Linked DNA regions of Mus musculus: regions 1 and 2 are each linked to region 3. A link is a loop called in an ENCODE intact Hi-C map of the cell type or tissue named here. Cell type or tissue: gastrocnemius. All regions are shown on one strand.

The links. Hi-C counts contacts between places; a loop is a spot of excess contacts. Peaks named below come from ENCODE experiments on the same cell type or tissue, not always from the same donor. Only the 100,000 strongest peaks of a DNase experiment are listed, where the experiment ranks them.
Region 1: it touches region 3 in a loop (4-fold over the local background); 14 of 42 quality-filtered maps call a loop at or near these places.
Region 2: a loop joins it to region 3, with 5 times the contacts of the local background. A loop is called at or near these places in 16 of 42 quality-filtered maps.

What each region holds. Positions count from the first base shown.
Region 1 is chr14:30,590,492-30,598,491 of GRCm38, reverse strand. It overlaps Prkcd (protein kinase C, delta), which reads left to right. Exons shown (of 18, transcript NM_011103.3): 18 at 2,467-3,138. The coding sequence ends at 2,625. It overlaps Gm52147 (a long non-coding RNA gene), which reads right to left and starts at 1,862. Exons shown (of 3, transcript XR_003951217.1): 1 at 1,796-1,862; 2 at 1,602-1,682; 3 at 935-1,004. In gastrocnemius, a CTCF peak has its summit at 4,617; DNase peaks (open chromatin) are centred at 2,347, 3,947, 4,850 and 6,875; H3K4me3 peaks cover 1,602 bases; H3K27ac peaks cover 5,552 bases.
Region 2 is chr14:30,691,305-30,699,304 of GRCm38, reverse strand. Rft1 (RFT1 homolog) reads right to left here. Exons shown (of 13, transcript NM_177815.3): 13 at 7,988-8,000. Among named protein-coding and RNA genes, the nearest start is that of Sfmbt1, 20 kb to the left of the region's middle. In gastrocnemius, a CTCF peak has its summit at 3,458 (motif pointing left); a DNase peak (open chromatin) is centred at 3,521.
Region 3 is chr14:30,863,049-30,871,048 of GRCm38, reverse strand. It overlaps Stimate (STIM activating enhancer), which reads right to left. Exons shown (of 8, transcript NM_028839.4): 3 at 6,525-6,620; 4 at 4,305-4,426; 5 at 186-298. Among named protein-coding and RNA genes, the nearest start is that of Mustn1, 12 kb to the left of the region's middle. In gastrocnemius, CTCF peaks have their summits at 3,828 (motif pointing left) and 5,555 (motif pointing right); DNase peaks (open chromatin) are centred at 3,803 and 5,556; H3K4me3 peaks cover 1,513 bases; H3K27ac peaks cover 4,831 bases.

The DNA.
Region 1 (8,000 bases), 270 kb after region 3:
AGCTCGGAGGCAGAGCACTTAGCCTAGCATCTACAGGGCCCTAGGTTTGAATCTCAGCACCACCAAATAAAAACAGCAGAAACAGAAACGGGTGCAGGCATGATGGAGCACACCAGTAACCCATAGTACTTGGGAGGCAGAAGCCGAAAAGTAGCCACAAGTTCAAAGCCAGCCTAGTGAGTCCTCAGCTACGTAGTGGGGACCCTGTTTCAAAGCAACAACCACAAGTGGCATGTGCCTGTAATCCCAGGAGTGGTGGCAGCAAGGCACCTGATGCTGAGGTAAGAGGATATTGTAAGTCTAGGTCAGCCAGGGCTATATAGCAAGATTTTGTCTAAGACAGACAGACAGACAGACAGACAGGACCTCGCTGTATTTCTCGGACTGGCTCAGAACTCTTGGACTTTTTATCCCCCTACAGGCACACACCGCCATGCCTGCTAGCAGCCATTCCTCGTAATTAAGTTCTTCAGTACCTTGTGTTCCCAGAGCTGTATTTTGGCCACCAGAGTTAGGGCTTTACTTCCATCTGTCTTTTCATCAATCATAAATAGTGGACACGCTGAGTCCTTGTTGGGAACCGAGCACAGTGCTAGGCTTTGGCAGACTGAGAAAAAGTCCTAAACCCCGAGGAGCCCAGACCAGATGCCTAGACACTGGTGACACTCTGATAGAAGGCAGCAGTAGGGGAGATGTCACAGGGCACACATTACAGGTTGCTTCCCAGAGGGACTAGCAGTAGGAACCAGAAATGCAGGACCAGAGTGGTCTGTGAGGATGCTTTGGACGAACTGGTATATGGGAGTGGGGCTCAGCTGTCAGACAGGGAGAGGGCATCCCAGGTGGTGAGCTGATCTGTATCACTGGGACTGGCTGAGATAAGTAGATCACGGCACCGGGAAGCTGGAACCTGCTGGGTGTGTACATCAGTGTGCTGTAGTCCTAATGCTCAGAGGGATACAGGAGCTTCCTGACTTCAAACCCACTTCCCAGCACGATCCTGTCTTTAAAAAAAAAAAAAAGAAGAAGAAGTTAGGGCACAGTGTCCCTTTTGTGGTCATAGCTCCTTCTCTGGCTACCTTTTCTCTCACTTGTCTTCTGCCAGGACATACTGTTCTCACTGGGCAGTCTGGCCTGCCCCACATTTGTGCTTGAGATAGCAGAACACTTCCCCCCCGTGGAAGTCATAATCAAAGGCTCCCTGACCAGGGTGACAGGCTGGCTCAGCTATAAGGGCAGTATATGGCTCTTGCTCCCCAGTTATTCCTCCACTCAGTGGACATGTGAGCAGCCTCTGCCTCTGGGGGCTGAGCAGGACAGTGGGCTTTCAGGCCTAAGAGTGGGGCCTCACAGGAAGTGGGCCCAGGGGCTCTGGTGTACCTATAGCTCATGGCAGAGTACTCCCCCAGCCGGTCAGCGTCCTCCCCAAGTAAAGGTCAAAATGAAAGACCAAAACCAGGCATGGTAGGTAGGACATAGCTATAATCCCAGCCCTTGGGAGGTAGAGGCAGGAAGAGCAGGGGTTCAGGGCCAGCCTCAGTTGCATGAGACTGTCTTGAAAGAGCAAAAACAAGAACAAAAACCAGATTCTGATCTTTTACCTGTCAAGACTCTCCAGAGTGAGAGCTGATATGGCTGAGCCTGTTTTGCTGCAGATGCAGTAGTCGCCGTTGTCTCTGGGACTGTGGTGTGAGAAGAGAGAAGGGTGCTCACCTGTTACTATCTTATCCAGTCCTCGGGGGCAGGCAGTGAATTAGGAACTTTCCTTATAAACATCCTAAGAATAAACACTTACAGTTTTGCAGCCCTGTGCTCAGTGCAGCCGCCTTCCTTGTTCTGCAGATGGGTGTGGCTGTGTAGTCATAAAACTTGATTTGTGGGCACAGGTGTTTGCATTTGACTTCATTTTCATATGCCATTGGATAGTCTTTTTTTTTTTTTTTTTCCTCCCAACCATTTAAAATCATAGAGGCTAGAGCTGTAAGTGGTGGTGTGTAGCGGTTCTAGTGTTTGGGAGGCTGAGGCAGGAGGATCATGATTTTGTAGACAGCATGGGCTACATAATGAGACTTTTGTTTCAAAAATACCAAAACTAAAACCAACTATCTAAAAATAGTGAAAGCTATTCTTAACTTATAGACCTCCATTAAGAGCAGAGCAGGAGATCTGAGGCCCATAGGCCGTTGTTGACTGGCCCTGCTCTGCAGGATGTCCCAGGATATCCCCTGTCCTTACTTCCCCAGTGCTCCCTGCCTGCCTTCCTCACCTCTGGGGAATAGCATTCCCCTGTGATGGCACTGTCCTTGGGTTACCAGTGACATCCTCTTTCCCAACTGAGCTGACTGCCCTGGCTTGCCCCAACAAGGGCCCCAGAAGCCTGGGCGCCTTGCCATGTCTTTGAAGGCAGACCTTGGAGACACCCTTTCAGTCAAGTCACTCTTACCTGCCACTGCCTTTTGCCCACAGAAATCCCCTTCAGACTACAGCAACTTTGACCCAGAGTTCCTGAATGAGAAACCTCAGCTTTCCTTCAGTGACAAGAACCTCATCGACTCTATGGACCAGGAAGCCTTCCATGGCTTCTCCTTTGTGAATCCCAAGTTTGAGCAATTCCTGGACATTTAATTAAGCTCCCAGACCTGCTTTAAACGCCCTGGCAGAGTAGGCCCGTCTGCCCTGGTTTGCACCGCATTGCCCGTGGAGAACAGTGGGTGACTGGCTGATTTCTGCTGCCACCCCCTCCTCCTTGGAGAGTCCGGCTCCTGCTGGCTGGGCTCACAGTACTTCCTCTGTGAACTGTTTGTGAATTTGCCTTCCCTTTGCCATCAGAGGGAAACTGTAAATCCTGTGTTTCATTACTTGAATGTAGTTATTGAAATATATATTATATATATGCACATATATATAATAGGCTGTATATATTGCTCAGTATAGAAAGCATGTAGGAGACTGGTGATGTGTTGACCTTTTTAAAAAAAAACATATGTATATGTGTGTATATATATATACACACATATACATATATATGTGTATGTATGTACGTATGTATATATATATGACCAAAAGAAAAGAAGAGCACAAGCTGTCTGAACCACAGGTTCTTTTATGTGTGTCTAAATAAACACTGAATGGTACCAACCTGGCTGTGGGGACATTTATGTCCCAGGAAGTTGGTAGCAGGTGCTCCTGCCACCGTTGGCTGCAGTGGCAGACCCCTGGGTCTTCATGCAAATGTGTTTGTGTTTAGGGGTTTCCTTTTGCCCCAGGGCCCTGGCACTGCAGGAACCACAGATGTCTCTGTGGGGTTATGGTAGGAGGTGAGATGGGCTGTAATCTGTGACTGGGTAGAGAGGGCCAGCCCAGAAGTTCGGAGAGGCAGAAGGCCAGACCGGAAAGGAGGATCAGAGGCACAAAGCTGGAAGTGTGTCTCAATACTCAAGTTTGCTTAAGTGCTTCATGTTTTGAGACAGGGTCTCTCTGTGTAGTCTTGGCTGATCTCCAGCTTGCTCTGTAGTTCAGGCTGGCCCCACAGAGGTCCTTCTGCCTCTGCCTCCTGAGTGTCACCACACTTGCCCAAAACTACACATCTTTTTTACTGTTTATCTTCATTCTTGGGACAGGGGTCGGCATCTACGTTCTAAAATGATCCCACAGGAGTCCCTGCCTGGCTGGAGAAGAGAGGGGCAGGGTGGGAGAGAAAATGCTTAGTGCCTGGATGGGATGTTTCAGTATGCTGACCAAACCGACTGCACAGTCAAGGAGTCTGGCTCTAAGACACAGCAGTACCTGGCAGCTGCCTGCGAGCCAGCGTGGCCATGTTGTGCAGGAGCTCCCTGACTGGGCTCTCTTCACCGCTTCCATGCCTCCCATTCTGTAAGCTTCTAGTTTGTCCCTTCCCCCACTGGACTGCTCCTGCCTGCAGCCTGGGGCACCGTTCTCAAACAGGGCCCTCCCTTGGGCCCCTCTGGTCCAGCCCCTGGGACCCAGCTGGCTCTTTGTCCTGGAGGTGGATGAGGCAGTCCTAGCTCCTGATTGGCTGGTCCAGTAGCCGTGCTACTGACTGCCAGCAGTTCATTCTTTTGGGCTGAGGTACAAATTTCCACAGCTTGAGAAGGCAAGATGGACTGAAACTGCCCAAGGAAGAGGGTTGTGGGGATGGGAGTATAGTTCTGTCCTCTCAGGAAGACACGCTGCCTCTCATTGTACCTGTGATGGGCCAGCCTGGACACTGGAAGCAGTGACATTGGTCCTCACAATATGACATGGTGACACTGGAATAAGGAAGGGAGGTGCCTAGGGTCCCCCGTGTCCTGCTTCTGCTATAGCATGCAAAGATCTCCAGCACTTCCATGAACCAGGGCAATAGTGAGAGCACAGAAGTTGTGCTGGTGCTCACATTTGGGGGCTCCCACCATCTTGCCACTCTAAGCAGGGCCTGCCCGGCACACAGCTTTACATTCGATGATGGGTCTCCTCCCCCTGCGGAAGGGAGGGAGAGTTAGGTTGTTTCTCAGCTTCAGGCAGTGAGGAGTGCTGAGAACACAGAATCTAGAAAAGTAGCCAAAGGTTTGAGTTTCACTATGCTGCCACACACTGGCTGAGTTCCTTGTCAGCCTGTCTCTTCGCTGGTAGAGGGAAGCACTAATCGGTGCTGCCTTGTGAATGGCTGGTTTGGGAAGGCTTCACACACGGCTTCACAGTGGCTGGTGCCTGTGGGGCCTGCCTCAGGAAGCCCTCACTTGCTGTGGGAAGCAGCTCTCAGGGACACTGCCTCTGCCTGGATGCCTGGAAGGCCACATGTCTTGTCTGTAGACCTGTTCCCAGCTCTTGAGTAGGTGCCAGGCCTGGCTCATTGGCCAGGAAATGCCTCTCATGCTAGGCTCAAAGCCACTTTCCCTAGCATCTAAGGGTCTGGAAGCAGGCAGAAAGCCCTTGCCAAGTGGATATACAAGCAGCAGGAAGCCCAGCCGTCGTAAAGGACAGAGCAAGCAGCCCGCTCAGTACAGGACGGGGCACTGCAGATGCTCAGGAGCCTGGGAGCAGAAGCCCAGCCTCTGCAGTCAGAATGCCCTGGTTTAAATGCTGTGTGTCCTAGTGACCTCAGCAAGTGACTCAGTCTCCCAGGACCTCAGTTTCACTTCCTCATTGAAGGATGGGGCTGACCATGGTATTGCCGTTGGCTATGATGACACAATTCTGTTTATATGTATTGCATACACAGCAGCCACTGTGACCCTGCCCCTCAGGGGAGAAGACACCTTCTACCCCACACTGGATGACTGCAGGTAGACAACTAATAGGTATCTACCTAGTCATTCAATGCTCCCCCTTCAGACAGGTACTCAAGACCCTCATGCCCAGACTTGCCGGAATGCCTGCTTCTGCCCATGGTAACTGAAGGAGACAGGAAGTGAGCAAAAGCCTGGGCATTTGAGGAGCTGCTCAAGGATTCTCCCAACAGGTGCAGGGCCGAGAGTTCTGCAAAGAGAGCAGAAGGGAACCAGTGGCTCGGTGGGATTCCACTTTCTTCCTTCCACGTGCCTGCTTTACACTGTGTTTTTATTCTTAAATGTGTGTGTGTGTGTGTGTGTGCGCGCGCACGTGCACATGCACATGTAAGAACAGGTGGCCCTCAGACCAGAAGAATCAGATCCCTGGAATCACAGGGAATTGTTAGCTGTAAATGTATTTCTGGGAGTTTTCTTCTATGTGACTCCTTGTTCCCATGTAAATGTCACAGAGACCTTATATTTATTAATAATCTGCAAGCACTAAGCTGGGCAGGTTCTGAGCTATCCTAGCCCAGCTGTGCTGGCCCAGATTACTTCCCAAACAGGCCAATTACTTGCCATCTGAGTCTTGCCCTCCTGGCTCGCTCTGGTCCATGTGTGTCCTCATGGCTGCTCTCTCATGGGGACCTCATAGTGAATCCTCCTGGTCCTCCTCTTTCTCCCTCTCTGTCTCTCTCCATCTCTCTGTCTGTCTCTCTCTCTCTTCCTGCTTGGGACTTGCTCACTGGGATTGGAAATCCTGTCCTATTCTCTTCTCCTGTCCAGCTACTGTCCAGCTGATGGACACTTTGTTAGAAAACAGTCTTTACACATCATTGAGACAGGAGATGCTCCAATAATCGTGACAGTGCCAACGTCTGAACTACAACCAGGTCCCTGGGCACAGAAGTCAGCATCTGAAATACAGTACACAAAACCATCCCCTAATAAGAGCCACTTTGGATGATGGTAGCCAAATTCAGGTCCTCAGAAAGAGCAGTCCATACTCTTAACCATTGAGCAACTTCTCAAAGCCCAAATGTGCTCGCTTCTGAGGGCACTGGCAGCTGGGGGTACAGGGCAGAGCTACAGAAAAGAAATGCCTGAGCGAGTGGATGGATATGTAGACAGATGGATGGATAGAAGGACCAGCTAGACTTTAGATGTGTGTTAGGCTGCCTGGAATTCAGCAGTGCATACTGATAAAAGGTACATATCTTTCATACCAAGTTCTTAGCAGGGGTCGCGGTTCTGGCTGAGTCCTGGAACCCAGTTCCCGGGTTAGCCACGTCTAATAACACTGTCATCTTGGAGGAGGCCCAGGCATCATATTTTGAAAGCTCTCCTGATATGTATGTGCATCAGGACCGAGAGCAAGCTAGGCGAGGTAGGAATCTGCATATTGCCCAGTGAAGCTAGGAAAAGCTGCCCAGAAAGCCACACCTTGGAAATCAAGTCAGCGCTGCCAGACCAGCCCATTGTGTGGAGGAGTATTGGCTTCTGAGCCCGTGGAGCACTGCTACGTGTCTAAGACAACAGACAGAAAAACCGAGGGGTCTGTGAGATGGCCACTTGGCAGGGCAACATCGCCCACTGCCTGGCTGGGCTACATCGCCCCCTGGTGGATGCCATCTTGCAGGCACTGCAGAGACTGCCTACCATCAGTCTTCATGCCAGGGACAGTGCTGAACACTTTAAACAGTCTCTGACTGCTGGGGACCCAGAGAAACATAAGCAATAATATCTCTCCTTACATAAACAATTATCTGTTTTGTCTCAGAGGATAGTGTTCATCCTAACATGGTGCCCATAGTTCCCAACAGGTCCCCATTAATGTATGTAGGACTGATGCGAGTCGGAGGTCCACATTTTCTAATAGAGAGGTTCTAATAGAGGAAATGAGGCTGCATTCAGATTTGCCAGTGTGGGGAGGGATCCAGGACTTCCCATGGCTGCCCTTGGCCTGACTTTACCAGGACTTAACTTTCAGCTCTCTCTGGCACCTGCTTCCACTTTGGAACCATCAAAGCTGGACAGGGCTTCTGTACCCCTCCTGACCCCCGACTGTGTCTGCGTAGCAAATGACCTTGGATGACGACTGCTTGTGGGAGACCAGAGGCTGGGCCACCTTGTTTGCTCTTCTGAATCCTAACCGCCTGGCCAGAGCCCTTTTATCCCCTTAGGAGGGAAGACAGCGCACGCAAGATCTGAAAACACAGAAGGGGACCAAGGACAGAGAAATGTTCCTAAAGTGGGAAGCCTGGCCCAAGTTACCATGACTCAGATGGCGTTAGGCTCCTGATGTCCTGAGGTCACAGGCATTCTCTGAGTCTCATCAGCTGATCTACTTTTGCCCTCCACAGCTATATCCTCTGTGATTTCAGTCTTTGAACCTTAATATCTGTTCCTAAATCGGGCTCTTTAAGTGGGCCTTAGAAGACGCACAGTTTTCTCCCTCTGCCTGCGTTAAATACATACTCAGGAAGCCCTGACATTTGCTTCTCAGCCCACGTTAAGTGCTACACAAAGGCCAAGGCCTGTGGGGAAGTACTTTCTTCCGAAAGGCCTGTTGGGAGTCGATCTTACCGATTTCACTTGGGATGGAGGACACATGGGCTGTGGGTGGCGTTGGTGTGAGTGCTATGTGCCTAATTTCTTATGGTCCTTGGCAGGAGTGGGTGCCTGCTGTGGGCCAGGAGTTTAAGGGGTATCACTTGGGCCATCATGTGA
Region 2 (8,000 bases), 170 kb after region 3:
CGTTCTGGTCACGTGAAGAAGACTCCTTAGAAAGGCGAGTGTGGGCCTGGCCTGCCCTGGGGCCTCTGGGGTAGGCTGTAGATGTTCAGTGCAGCCTAGGTCCTCTAGACAGCAGAGGATTCACTGTCCCTGGCTCTGATGCACAGGAAGCCACGGGAGTCCCTGTACAACACTAACGGCCCCAAGGGGTCTCTGTCCCTGTAGGGAACGGCCTGTCCCAGGAAGCTTAATGTCTCCAAGCTCTGACAAGGCATCAGAGCTCCAGCTCTGTACCTGTCTCGTGTGTACACTTCCCTATTCCAATTAGCACTAATTGGACAAGCAGAAAAGACCACAGACCACGCAGCAAAAGCAACAGGGTCTGCTGGATCTCATGCAGCCAGTGTCGTTTATTTTAGGGGCCACATGAAATAGGCTTTGGGGGATGGGCCCTCAGGTGTCTGTGTCTCTGAAGGAGATGAAATAATGGGGTCACATCTGCCAAGGACCCCTGTGAGCCTCCTAGAAGATGGGAGTCATTGCAGGACAGTGGATGCAGATGAGGACCAAACAGCCCTTTTCTCAGCCTGACATTTACGGCTTTTTGAACTCAGCCTACCAGATTCCTCTCCCCAAATCTGGACAGTCTCATTTCTTTTGTTCCCACTCCTTACTACCCAAGTCAACCATTCATACCTCCATGTTTTAGGTGTCCTTGGGAGTCCCTTCTTGAGTACCCCCTAGGGACCACGGAGATGGACATGCCAGACTTGGCTGGCTGGGAGCCCTCAGAGGCTTGCTGAGTGGCTAGGCCCTTGTTCTAAGGGCCCAAGAGCACAGATTGGTCAGAAGAGAACAGAGATATAAGGAGTGAGGCTGGGGAACAGAGAAGGCTTAACTACTTCCCCACTTGAGCAGCCCTCTCCTCCTCTGCCTACTGCTATCTAGGCCAAGGCAATCAATCCCCAGCTGGCCCTTTCGTGCTTGGTGGAAAGGAAGGGGCCAGGTAATCAGGCTACGTGCTTGGAAATGGAGGCCTCAGCTGCTGGCACTCCAGGTGAGGCTGTAGGTTCTCTGATCCTTCAGACTAGGCTCGGGTGATGAGCCAAGTGGTGCCCATATACCAGGCAACAGGTGGAAGCTGAACACTAGAATCAAAAGGCTCCAAATGTGAGCTCTCTGGGGCGGGGCTAGCCCTCAGGAGAAGGGTACAGCCTGAGACATCTAGTCGTTAAGGATGGCAAGTATTCCCTGAATAAAGGGTTGCCTTTGGAACGCGGTATACCTGGGCAATCTGGGCCCTTCGTCTCAGAGCGAAGGGCAGAGGCAGCCTGGCTTATTTGTTCTACACCGACAGCTCAGACACCCTGAGCTGTGGTAGTGGGAAGAATGCTTTCTATTCTTCGCAACAATCTCTAACAAGGAGATAGAGGCTTGGCTCTGCACACCCCACCCCCCTTAGAGACCAACCTGGTCCTGGGCAATTTGGTGTTGCCATGACAACCACACACTTCTTAGCCTTACTTAGCCGACTGAATTCGAGTTACAGATTAAATCCTGGTGAGTTGTCTTCAGACACACGAAAAAAATCTGTGTGTCCCCCCATGTCATCCATGCCTCTGATACATGCCCCCTGTCTCTTGCTGTCTGAGGCAAGGAAGATGCATCTGTATACTCTCTCTCCCTATGCTCCTAGGGTAGACATAAACGCAAAGCTCACTTGCGATATGGCCGCGGAAACACGTGCTTGGCAGTACTGTACACGGTGGCTAAGCTAAGTAGGCCTTGTAACTGAATGATGGTCCTTAGATCTCTCTGTTTAGGATGTGCCCTTAAGGACTTGGTTCACCAAGTCTGGGACTTGCCTATGTGTGAACTAGCACTCTTGTATGACTGGGACCTTGGACCTAGGGCTTCTAGCCTGAACCTTTATATGTTCCCCCAAATTAACTTCAGCCTCCTTTGACTGGGTATAGAGAAGAATCGCCCACGTTGGCAATGGGCTTAGCCCTGCTGGATAGGTAACAAAGAGCAGCCCTGTCTGCAACAAGCGTGGTGCAGGTGACCCTAGAGAGATGCCTCAGCCTGGCAGTCAGGTAGGGATAGTTTATCCTGGCAGTCAGGTAGGGATAGTTTAGCATGTTAACATAAAGCAGCTAGGTGGTGGTTTTAGAAAAGCACAGATCTTCCTGTCAAGCCAAACTGAAGGTCTGGCTTGCTCTCAGTCTGAGATAGAAAATAGGTTTGGAGGGATTCACCACAACTAGTCCCTTAGGATGGACACGAAACCTGCCCCTGACCTCTACCGTGAAGGTCAGAAGCCCCTGCTCTGTGTTGTAGGGATTACATGTGAAACGTCCTATTCATGAGGCTACGGCATCCCTTGGTCAGAGGCAGCCCATGACCATAACTGTATCTCTTAGTTAGCTCTACACTTCTGCTCCATCTTTCTACTCTTCGGAGCCTTAGCTTCCCAGTAATCCCAGCATTCAGAAAACAAAGACAGGGGGTCCCCAGGGAAAACTGGCTGGCTAGAGTAACTGAACTGAGTCTGTGAGCTCCAGGCTCAGTGAGAGACCTCAGTAAAGAGGGCAATGGAGGGAAGATGCCTCAGCTCAACTGGCCTCTGCATATCCATATACACACACCTACACAAACACATCCATATACATGTGAACACACACATGGGCATGTATACATACCATAGGCACAGGTAATAACGCAATACACAATATCAAGAGATAACATCACTTATCATCAAAAAGCACAGCACGTAGACACATTCAGACTCCATGGTGAGCACTACACTGATCTAGCACTCCTACTTGAATGTGGCTGTGTCCAGGCTCTGGTCTTGAAGTACACAGGCCCACTAGCTCTCAACTCCCCATCCCACCACTGAGGGACTGCTCAACTCTGACTCCCCTGGGCTTCTATGATTTTTTTTTTTTGTTTTTGTTGTTGTTGTTCTGAGATAGTATCTCATTCCGTAGCCCAGGCTATAAACAAACTTCCTGTTCATCTTCCCAAGTGTTGGGATTAGAAGTGTGTGCTACGCTCTTGTCTTCTTGCTCCTGCTCTGTCTTTTTGTCCCTTATCCCCTCTCTCCCCAACTTCCTCCCCCACCTCTCCCTCCATATGCTCATGGCCAGCCTCCTCTCTCTCTCTTTCTCTCTCTCTCTCTTTCTCTGCCTCTACTACCCCTTTACCTCCCATCCTCATGCCCTGAATAAACTGTATTCTATTCTATACTATAAAAAAAAAGAAGTGTATGCTATCTATATACCTGGTTTCATAATGTGAAAAACACACACACACACACACACAGAGAGAGAGAGAGAGAGAGAGAGAGAGAGAGAGAGAGATCCCTGATGGGTGCTTGAAAATATAGACATGAACATAAGCTAATTTCCCACTGATGATGTAGAAGAAATAAGATAACAGGACACCCTCTGGTGGCCTTCCATCCAGTGCCAGGCCTTCCATTACTCGGTCTGTTGCAAGGATTGCCAAGAGGAAGCAGAGGCAAGAATAACCCGTGGACTTGGGCACTGTGCCCATGAGCCCTGCTGGCAGCCAGAACCACACGATTTCACTCAGTTACAAAAGAAACAAATGTACGCAGCTCTGTCCTTCAATTGCCCCCCATGGTCTGACATCTGCACACCTGCAGAACATGTTCTTGTCATTACAGACATGCCTCTTAGGGACATCAGAGGCCACATGGGGAAGAGAGTAATCTTCAGCTCTAATTTGAGAACATAAAGATGTACCATGCTAGTCTGTCTTTTTCTGAAATTATGTCAACACGCTAGGGAAACAAGAAAGACTATGTGAGGAACATCTCTATTCTGTCCAAGTATGTACAGAGGAAAACACTGCTGTTTGTCTTCTGGCGACAATGGCTTATTCTCTGGAGTCTTTGTGATTTCTCCCATGGAACCCAAGGCAGGCTCTGTCTGGAGGAGTGGGGCAGACAATGTTGTGGGGCTAGACCTTTACCCATGAAGTCTGAAGTTCCGGGATTGCCAGCTTCTCTTTGTGAGCTGATGCCTAACTCTCCCAAGAACTGAAAGCCCTTCTGAGAGGGGCCTCTGGCAACCTTGTTCACTCTATCACCATTCACGATACCCTTTTTCTCCTGAGGCAGGGTCTCTGTAGCCTAGGCTGGCCTCCTTCTGTCACGCTTCCTGAGTGCTGGGATTGGAGGCTCAGCTCATCACACCTACTATGTCATGATTTTCAAAGAAGGTTCCTAAGAGTGAGGAGTGTGTGAGACAGGGTGAAGTCTGGTCTCCCCCAGACTTCCCTTTTTCTCACTCAGCAGGCCTGCAGGAAGCCACACTAGATCCACACACTGGAAAGAGTGCCAGGATCTCCCAGACAGGAACTAGAAACATGCCTTCATTTGTCGCCTCCCAATGTGAGTAAAGCAGTCATGTCTTAGTTAGTCAGTGTTCACTGATGGGCACTGATGGAGAACCCAACTTCATTCCACAGCCCAGGCCTTGTGACAGATGACAGAGGTGTGGATAAGATTCAGAGTAGGAGGCTGGTGGGAAGGAAGGCCTGGGGCTGTGACATTTTCACCTTCTGTCCCCAGTGACCCAGGGAAGACAGGTGACTTCTACCTAAGGCATTTGCCAAGCCAGAGAGACATTATTGTAAGCCATTCCAATCATGATGGCTACTCTTACGGCCCAGACTACTCTTACGGCCATTTCCATCAAGATGCAGGCAGCAAGCTCCACCCTACAGGCTGTCTATGATTAGGCCACCAATCTCTGAGCTTGCCCCAAGATCAGGTCACAAAATCTTACCACCACTCCTAGGCCACCCTGGAAAGTCACTCGCCCTTAAGAAGCACCTATATAAAGCCTGCTCAGGCTTCTGCTTCGGGTCCAGCGACTTCTCAGCTGAGCAGAGGTGGCCACCCTCTTGTGATGTTCCCAATAAATCTCTTCTGTGAGGTCTGTTGTGCAGAGTGACTTTCCCTGCCTGCCAGGATACATTTCCCTTCAGAGCTGTAACACTTGCATTGGGGGAAACCTTTGACCTCAGAGCTGTTCCACAATTGTGACAGTAGCAACAACTCCTTAACTTAAGGGCACTTTTTACTGCAGAAAAGGACAGAATGTAACACATGATGATGGAAAAGATTCCTTCTGCAGGGAAGCTGTTCTATTACAGGACCCCACTGAGCGCCAGGAGCTGGAAGGCAACCCTAGATGAACCATGCTATTCTACAGAGCCTCTAACTAAAAACAGGTAGGCTAGGGCTCACCTGATGCCAGGGTGTCCCATCCTGACTCACTTGTGATGTATAACCTACAGCAGTTGCCTTACAAGGGGCCAGCTCCATTTCTCCTTCAGAGGTTCGTGCTTGACCGCACAGATGGAAGATGTGATGGCAGGCTGGAGGCAAAGTGTTGAAAGTGATGGTCTCAGCAATGGAGAAACATAGCCACTTCCTGGAAAGCAGTGCCTTGGCTCTGGGCCCTCCTCTTTCTTTCAGTTGCCTACCAGCCTGCTCCCTGCTGTCACTGTCTGGGCCCCAATAGAGATGAGAAGTGTCCCATTGTGCACCTAGGAGGAGCTGCAAGTCCGGCCTCTGCCAATCTCAGAATGAGGTGGTCTCCTCAACTCCTTAGGCCATGGCTGTATTCACCTGGGCTTTAGAGAACCCAGACTGCACAGTTGAAAACTGCATGGCCTGGTCCAAAATGTCAACAGCTGAGAAGGCAGGGGTTGGTAATGAGAAAATGCAGGGCTGTAGAAAGAAGGAGGCAGGGTGTGGGAAGGAGTCCTGAGCTGCCATCCTTCTGCCAGTCCATCTTTTAATAAAATGTTATAGTAGCTTTTGGTGGACAGCGTGCGGAAAGGTGAACAGAGAAAGGAGCCTGTGGTCTGGCTGTAGAGCCTCCTCCCCACCCCGGAGTGAGAATCTCCTGGTCTTGATCCCATAGACTCAGAAGTCACAGACTGCCGCTGCCAGGAGCAGACAACAGATACTGTGGGGGTGGGCGTGGCTGGTCCTGGCCTGCTAGGAAGGAGGATGACACACTGGACTCATCTTGCCAGCATCATAGTTAGGTGAGCTTGCTGAAAAGCTCAGACTTGAGCCCCCAAACGGATTCTGAAGGTGTAGCATAGATCCAGGAACCTCCACTTCTGAAAACCCAGAGACTCTGAGGAAGGCAGCCTAAGGACCATGCTCTAGGTTTGGGATTAAGAGGGCACGTGGTGACAGGGTTCTAGGGAAGAGATGGGGGTAGCCAGTAGAGAAAGGGGCTCATGAGCTCTGATGGCCCATTCCTATATGCTCATAAGACAGCAAGAAGACATGCGGAGGAAAGCTGCTTCCTGTGTGCTCTCCCCGATACTCCAAGGAACTACTCACTTCTGAGCTAGCTTGGCCCAGGCTTACATAAATACAATTGAAACTATACTTTTTAGAGGGCTTCTAGTCATCCAGGATACCTTTCATTTAAATACTGTCCCTGAAGACATGCGGAGAAGCCTCTGAGTAGATAAAAACACACCCAGGTAGCCTGAACACTGGCTCTATGCCCTATCCCAGTTATTCAGGAGACAGGGGGGTCACAAGTTCAAGGCCAAGCAAAGCAACTTAACAAGATCTTGTCTCAAAATAAAACTCTTACAGAGGGCTGGCGGCGTAGCTCAGTGTCACAGCACTGGCATAGTCCCCAGTACCCCAGAAGAACAAAGCACATGTCAAGGTCACTGGCCCAGTCTTACTATACTGCTGACTCTTGACGTCCGGGCCTCTCTGTATTAACTCCTAGCAAACGGTTTTAAATGATGCTCTTGGGGCTGGCAATAGGGCTCATAAATGAGAGAGCTTGCCACACAAGCCTGACAACCTGGAAAGAGAAAGCCAAGTCCTATGAGCTGTCCTCTGACCTCCATCACACGGGTGCCCACACGAGCACACATACACAAATCATACAACATACACAAGTCATACACATGCACTTTTTTAAAAAGGTAAGTGCAAAAAAAAAAAAAAAAAAGGTAAATACATGGGTTTTGTTTTTCATTTTGAGACAGTCTCCCTATGTAGACCAGGTTGGCCTTGAACTCAGAGATCCACCTAAGTGTGAGTACTGGAATTAAGGATGCATGCTAACATATCTGGCCCTCTAGTTCTCCTTGTTGGCTCTTTAGAGGCCAATATGGAAGATGTGGGGATGTTGTGCCAGAGGATTATAAACTATTGGGCATCAAGATCAAGTCTGTGTAGATAGCACCAAGGGCAACCACATCCAAAAGGGGATTAAAGAGGAAAAAGAAACCCATGCACCTATTTTACATCCCAGAGAAAAGCCGGATGACCTCCCCTGCAGGAGCAGCTCACAGGCCGCAGGAAGCCTGGCTTATGAGTGAGCCTGGAGGCCCACACCTCTGGACATGCCATTCTTGCTCTGGGCTAGAGAACAGTTGTACCGACCAGTACTGGAAATGATGAGTCAGTTCAGAGGGTTTGACTCTGATTTTTGCCATATGCAATGTGCCTTTGTTTTATTCTAAGGCTAAAAAGAGATACCTATGTAACTGTGATCATCATCTGTGTGACTGTCATGGCAAAACGAAAAGCAAGCTGGAAAGCAGCACCTTAGGGACAAAGCAGCTCAGAGTTTCCATCAGAGTTCTCCCGCTTCCGAGGATGGCTAGGTCTAAAGGCACCCGGCAGTTTTCATACACTCTACAGTCAAGAAATCCGGGGCAACTCATTCTGGGACATGAGCTGCTCTAGAAGAGACAGCACGGCCATGAGAGCAAAGACCTTCCCCAGGGACTTCTGGGAAATAAGATCTGGATCTCCTGGATGTATCAATGTGTAGGCTGGGGGTATGGATATAGCTCAGTGGTAGAGAGCCTGGTTCACATGAGTGAAGGCCCGGGTTCAATCCCCTGGACAGCAAACGTTATTTCAGAAGTATTTATCACTGAGTAACCACAGGACTGACACAGGGAAAGACACATCTTTTTTAAAATTA
Region 3 (8,000 bases):
ACACCAAGGACAAGAATGACAAACTAACGCTCTTATAATCAGCTGCTACGTCGGACCAGACCCAGGACTCACGCATGGAGCTAAAACAGAAACCAGCAGGCCGGGCGGATGCCAGGGCTGGGGATGACGGGGCTGTCGTTTAACTCGGCTTAGCACAGAGCGCAGGAGCAGGGATGGAGGCAAACCTTTTTCCACTGGAGTATGAGGAGGACGATGAAGACCACGGACTTTTCAAAGATCATGATCACGATGTAGAGGGCGCACTGTCCTACCCAGGCCCCGCACTGCAGAGGGTCTCCTGCAGGGACAGGCAGGTGCTTAGCCACACACACCAGGATCTGAGTAGTACAACACCACCACCCAAGCCCTTTGCAGCTCATTACGAGCCCTCATGCCCCTAGCTGGATCCCAGAACCCTGGCTCTAAGGTACTTTATGAGTCTCTAAAGCTCTACAAATCACCTCATTTCTAAAAGAGGCAGCCCTCTGAATAAAGCCAGAATTCCTAATTTGGACATACCAGAATGTTTTTCTTAGGAAAAAAAAAATTCTAGGATAGAGTTAAGGGGAACTAAACTTAGCGCTCACTGCTGGCTCTGTCCACTGGCAGCAGCAGCTGGGTTAAGCAAGAGTGCTATTTTATCTGCAGTTGATTTTTCCAGCGACTGCTGCTAACCCCCTTTTCTCCGACGCTGTGCCTATAACTGCAGTAATCAACTTCTTTGTCCATTTCCTCCTTCCGGCCGCCCCATCCCCCAATCTCCCTGCGGTTCTTAGCCCTGGGTACATCAGACTGATCCAGAGAGCCTCAGAGTCCACAAACTCACGCAAAAGAACCACAAGTTAATGGTTCCCAGGGCTTTTTCATAGAATTAACCAAACACAAATTTGGGAGCAACCTAATTCATTTTGGGGGGCCATGTAACACCTTGGCTAGGAGAAAGAGATCGAAGCCTTTAAGACAGGATGTGGCAGATACGGCCTGAGGCCAGCGGCTACAGCACAGGCTGTCAGTGGGTATGGTTAAGAAGTGCTCAGGAGGGCTCCAACAGTCCAAAATGGGGACCACCTGGACCCTGCAGTGCCTCTAGGGTACGTCAGAAACAGACTCATTGAAGGGTGGGACCAGCCTCTCTAGAGAATGATCGAATGACACGCAGAATCTTAGGCCAGGCCTCCACAGAGTGGGAGAGGGTGGCAGGGCCTTGTCCTGAAAGCTCAGCCAGGGTGACCTGCACTCCACGGACCAGAACAGCAACAAAGTGACATTTCAGGAAGGCCGTGAGAAGAGGACCTGGTCCGGAGAGACATCTCCAGGCACCCATGCTGTAGGCGGCATCCCTGTCTGGGGCCGCAGGCCGAACACAGTGGAGGCAGGTGAATGCCTTTCCACAGCTGTAATGGACCACCAGCAGAACACGCCCCTTCCTCTTCTGGACAATGGCAGGAGAAGGGCGGCAAGCATGCAGCAGCACACTGAGTGCCTAACCTAAGGCCTGACCCTTTGCTCCACCTCCAGGGCAGGGCATGTAAGCCTCAGCGGAGCACCTGGAAGTCACTCTTCCTGGCAAGGCCTAGCAGGAGTTTCCCAATGCTTTTGGTAAACCACCTGATCTTACTGAGAACAGGAGAGGAAACTGCTTGCTCAACTCCCAGGCAAGAACAGTGATCCCCATCTAGGAAGTACCACTGGGAAGTGTCTGAGAAGGACTGGGGTATCTGGGAAAGAGCAGACAAAGGACACCATTTGTTCACTGTTGTGAGGACATTCACTTGCTCAGTGTGCACTCACTCCATTGCCTAGAACGGAGGCTGTGAGTAACGGAGAAGACAGACATCAGTTTCCTCTTCTTTCTCAGTTTGTACAGTGCAGCTTCCACGGCCTGTTGTTGTTTTATACTAAAATAAAAATGTTGAAAACCACCCACGAGAGATAAAAGTGCCCGTGTCTAGCTGATATACCCTCGCTTTCGGTGTACCAGGCCACAGGTCACTGGAGGCGGACTGAGTGGACATGTGACAGTTTGTTTGATTATTTCTGTTCCCTTGACAGTCTTTCAAATGCTCCCTGAAGTTCTGTCTAGAGGACAAATACGGTCAGTAAGCATGCCAGTGTGCCCTGTTTTCTACTGTATGTAGTGGGCAACCTCAGGGACATGGTTTGTTCCGGTAAATTATTCTCGCAGGCTGTTATGGGAATAGGGGCCAAAAGGAAGGAACACGTGTGTGCTGAGAAGCCTCTGGAAGGGAGCACGTGGATGAGCCGGCAGGAAAGCCTATGATATACTGTGCCACTGAACACTATCCTGTCTTCAGGGCAAGAGAAACTTGGTCATCAGACTACAGATCTCACCTGTGACTCAAAAACCGTTCACCCCTCAAACCAAACAACAGTGCTTATGTTTCAAGTCCCATGACTTCTCCTAGGAACCCAACATGCTATCTTGAGAGCAACCCCTTCTTCTTTATTTCCCTGAGAGCTGTGAGGCCTACATGGAGTTCCTAGTGTAGAAGGCAGAATAATGGTCCTGCAAAGATGTCCACATCCCAATCTCTGGAACCCATGCTATGTACTGTGACCCAGGCAAGGGGAATTCTGGCTGTTAATGGAATTAGGGTTTCTATTCAGACTTTAAATGGAGCATCTGGAGTGTCCAGACGCACTCAGGGTAAGCACAGGGCCACTTCAAGGTGGAAGGTCAGAATGTTATACCTTGAGAACTTGGCTGCTGGCTTTGAAGGCAGAGGGAGAGAATCATAAGCCAGGGACCCAGACAGAACTAGAGGCTGGACAAGGCAACCGAACAACATCTGCATCACTTCTAGAATGACGCAGCCCTAATGCTGCCTTCGTGTTTACCCAATAGAACTGCGTTGGACTTTTGAAGGGACCACAGATAAATCCATTTGGGTTGTCTTAAGTCACTAAGCTTGTGTTGATTTCTTACAGCAGTGCAGAACAACAACCAACAACTACGATGCCGCAGGCAGCAGGGAGACAGTCCAGGGAATGAGGACTTGGGGTGGCCCTTGACAAAGGGATGTTTTCTCTGGAGACACTTGAGGACTCTGGTTCCCAACACCAGTGACTAGTTTAAGGGGTTGGGCCAAGAGGACAGGGCTCACACAAAGCTACTGCCTTTTTCCCTTCTTTCCATCCTTGGGGAGGAGGCAGATAAAACTTGCTTGAGAACTGGTGGTGTAGGGGACCAGACCGGACCCCTGTTCTCAGTCAACCGATACAGTGTCAGCTACTGTGTATCTGACAGCTCTGCCTTCCACACAGGGATCTCTATAGCTGAGGTGCAGGTAAGCAGTGCTGGTGGAGGTCCTGGAAGTTTTTAGGACCCCTGATGCAGAGGACACAGAGCTCACAAACATGTCCTGACCAGGTACGTCACTTAACTCCTAGTTGCCTGTTTTATAAATGAGAATGATGTCAGACTGGTCCACATGTGCTGTGGCCATTTCTGTCCCGCAAGCTGAGAACTCTATGGGTTTGGACATCTTAGAAGCCTCCTTCCCTTGAGTCCTGAGGCACATGCTATGTTGGGCCCTATCTTAAGTCACTGACTCACTGGCATCAAGTAACAGGCTAAGAAAAGCCCTCCCCTGAACTCATACTCCCTCACTGAAGACAAACAATTACTTAAGATTTCTAGAAATACCCAAGGCACTCCCCAGCCAGCTCCAGCAATCATGTGCCCTTTTAAACTGTCATTCTCTCAGAGGTCTTCAACCACCTAGAAGACAGTAGGTCTCTGGGCCCAGAGCCATGGCATGGAAGGAGTGTGGATCCAGATTGTACACACTTGTCCTGGCGCCCTCTTGTGGTGAGCTCCTAACACTGCTCCTTACGAGTAGCTCCTCACCAGGATCTCCTCACTAGGCAAACGTTCTAGCAGAGTAATCGGGTGACAGGACAATCGCAGGATGGTAGTGGAAAGAGGGACAGGCTTTCACCTCACTGTGGACAGCCTTCCCAAACAACAGCTGCTCCCATCTATCTGATGTGGTGGGCAGGGGACATGAACTCTTTGGGAAGCTCAGCAGGACGAGGTGGCCCTGCAGTCCTGCATGTGGGACCAAGTGCCTCTGGGGGAAGGGCTGTCTCCTGGCTTCTGCAATTCTTTTCCCCCACAATGGAGATCTTGGCAGTGAAATACTTGCTCCCAGCTCCTAGGAAAGTGAGTCTCAAGCCCTAAAGTGAACTTCTCTGTGTCCACACAAGAAGACAGTGAACAGCCCAAATCCTCCTGACTTCAGAGTCCCCAGCAGGCCCTACCCAGTGTCCCTGGACATTACCATATTCTCCAAAACGCAGGGATTCCCACTGCTGCCACTCCACCAAGACACCGACGGCGCGTACGCCCACATAAATGAGCAGCATGCCTACAGTGGCGTCCAGAAGAAAGTTGATGAGGTACCTAGAAAGAGAGGCCATACCAGCATGGTCAGGGAATAAAGCCACTAAGCTGTGGCCTCACTGTGGCACTTACCAGGGTCCCAGATGAAGGCTAACAGACCCAGCCTATGTTTGGCTTTACTGAGGGAGAGTAGTACTCCAACATGCAAGAGACTACAGAATGGTGGCTTCCATTTCCAGGAGTCTGAAAAGGTGCTAATATCAAAAACTTGAAGAACAGGAAAGAGAAGGACAAAGAAGCTTTATAAACTTCAAGTGTATGTGCCAAGGCCAAGATTCAGCAGAAGACAGCACACCTGGAAGTAGCTAAGGGAACCGAGGAGAACAAACCCCCATCGACAACAATAAGTCCATCGAGTGGTTCTGTTCATCCCGGTGTTTCCAGGCCAGGGAGGTGGTGTAACTGTGCCACTTTCCTAGGGCATTCAAGGAAAATGGTTTCTGAGACTTCTTAGGCAAATCAGGCAGGGTCGCACAGCTGCATGTTCAGCCCTGTCTGTAACCACGTGTGCAAACAGTATTTTTATTTTTTTATTTTTAGTGATGGAACCTAGCACTGTGTGTATGTGTGTGCGCGCGCTAGGCAAATGTTCTATCAGAGCTATAGTCCCAGATGTGACTTTTATACTTCAATGAGAGAGTTCTGCTGCCCCAAGAAAAGGCCAGAGGATTGGAGAAGGGAACATGGGGAGGCATGCCAATAGTGACCATTCTTATAAGGTTGGCTTCCACTTTCCTGAGATATAACCTTGTTTTCACCAAGGTAAAGCCCCTTGTTTACCTAGCCTCCTTCTGCGTAGATCCAGCTGAGCACCACTGGACACAGGCTCCAGTTACTGAGGCAGACTAAGATGAAAGTGAGGCCATGGAGCAGATAATGACCCTGTGATACTAAAGGGCTTTGAACTCCCTGTGGATAAGCTCAAGGACCGTGCAAGACTTGGCTTCAAGGAGCTTCCAAGTTGCTAAGGCTGAGACACTTTATGTAGACCAGCAGACCTCTGCCCCCGTCTGGGCTTTGTGATGTGCATAATACTGCAACACGGGGCCAGCATACTGTGCTTGGTCCCCAGAACCCAGAGCACTGAGAGGGAGGCAGGCAGCTTGCTCTTCCTCCTTAAAGACACAAGGGGTCACTCTCAGACCAGAATCAGAAAGAATAGTCCCAGCTTCCAAAGCAGTTTCCATTCTGGCAGGAGGGTCCTGCTCTGACACTATCTCTAATTGGTGTAGAAGGATATTCACACCTGCAGGTTCACATCTGAGATGAAGCCTGAAAGATAACAAGGACAATGGGTATATCCAGTCTTGCATTCACTTATATACTTGTCAAATACTTCCTGAGCCTACTGTGTGCTGCCCTTGGAAGCCAAGACCAAATTTGACTCTGCATTTAACACAGAGGATTCATTTAGGCATTAGAGCATCATGGGGGTACTGATGTGTACAGAGTACACAGACTGGTCTATGTCCAGCTTCACCATGTCTGCACTGTGTGAACTTTAGGTACTATAGCCTTCTGGTACCTCCCACTTGAAGTTGGAAAAGGGAAGTAAGAGTTGGAATTGGAGTGAAACCTCTGCCACTCTGTCTGCTAGGGGAATGACTATTCCTCCTCCAGTAAGATGTAAAGTGTTTTAGGGCATGGATAAGGTAGCAGACACATTGCTCTGCACCTCATGTGGAAGGCAGTCCACACTGACAGATGGATGCTCTGTGTGTCAGAGAGGCCAGTGATGCCCAACGATAACTTTGAACATCTCATAGCACAGGAAACACCCGTGTGCTCTGCATCTAGCACACAGCCGTTCTTGAGTGTTATCCTTTCCTGATGAGGGGCTGCTGTGAACTTGGGCACTAGAAAGACAAAGGACTGAACTTAGACTGATGAACAGAAAGCCAACACACAAGGTAACTGTCAAAGTCCTGAGAACCAACCAAAAGTGGAGTGTACAAACTCATGAAGGCACATACAGGATGAAACTAGAGAGAGGAGAAAGGATGGGTACCTCCCCCAAGCTAGAGAGCTGTGCTGGCAAGGGAAGAGAAGGCCAGTCCATATCTTCAATGGAGGTTAAGTTCAAATACAAGCCACTCACAGTGAACAAGGGTCCTCTTCAGTGAGATCTGCTAGGTACACATTTGCAAAGTGGATGAAGAGCATCCCTATGGCTTGTTTGGAAGTGTCTAAAAACCTGCATAAAACAGAACCAGCAAGTGTTACCAACCGGACAGGAGAGCAGCAACCACCTTAGGGAAAACAGACCAAGTCTGTGGCCAAGCCTCATAACCATCCCTACACCCAGAGGCCAGGAGACACCAAAGGATACCACGCAAAACACACAGAGGGCCTAGACCTAGGTGTTCTCGGTGTTCCTTACTAACCGTGACAGCAGGACTAAATGCCCAGATTCGGGAGACTCAGTGACAGGCGAGTACAAGTAGGAATTCTCAACATACAGGAGGAACGTCCTTAGCAATCAGTGAGTGCATGGGACAATTATAAAGCACTTTTATTGACATGATGATGGCGTCGCTACTGAAGGGGAGTGGAAGTCTCATTAGGGCAGGAGTAAGCTTACTGTAGCCCACACTGCTACCAGAGGCCTGCCTGTCTCCTTCCAAATGACTTACTGTTTGGGAATTTTATCCTTGGAATCTATTTCTGAAGCTTTACTACTACATAATGAACATACAACTGCTACTGCAGGGTCATCCTACACAAAGTGAGTATGCTTGATATTCATGTATCTACATTAAACACTTGATCTCTGCCCCAGACCCAAAGTCCAACCCCCTGTAATGTCCCAAGTGCCAGGGGTGTGAGGAATATCTTTTTGTTGTTGTTGTCGTTCCAGGCTCCCTCACAGAGAGAGGTCTAATCCTTTGGACTGTCCTGGGTGATAGGAGTATAGTTTGTTCTAAAAAGGTGTCTGTAGTTCCTAGAGAGCTTTAGGGTGGGGCAGGCCACTGAAAGACTGAGCCATGAGTAAATAAGCCCCACCATACTCCAGGGAGAGGAGAAGGGCTACGGACTACATTAACAACCCATAGGCCTCATGAGCCTTAAAACACAGTCCTGGAGTGTTCTGGAACCAGTGAGCAAATGAATTCATTCACAGAGAGGATGGTGGACATAAGACCCATGCTCACAGAACTGGGCTCAGGAATTGGAACATCCCAGCTCACTGAACAAACGGCTTCATCTAGCCATTCACTCATCTGCATGCTTTATGATAATCCAGGGGATGTAAACACTGTTTCCTTAAGTTTTGAGTCACATCTGGTGAGGGGTGTGATAAGAATCTCTGAAATATGACTAATTTCCAAATAAACTTGTATTTGATTACACATACAGGCATAATCTCGTAACAGTCAAGATGGAGAAGCTCACAGCAGAGGCTGCTCCGTTCACATCGTCTTCCATCTTCCAGCACTGAGAGCAGCATTATAAATAAATGTAGGAATCAAAAGTTTTTGAAAACAAAAAACAAAGCAAAACAAAAAAACAGAACTATTTTCATATTATACAGCATTCGTATTAACTCAACTGAGGGATCCCACTACTTTATTCG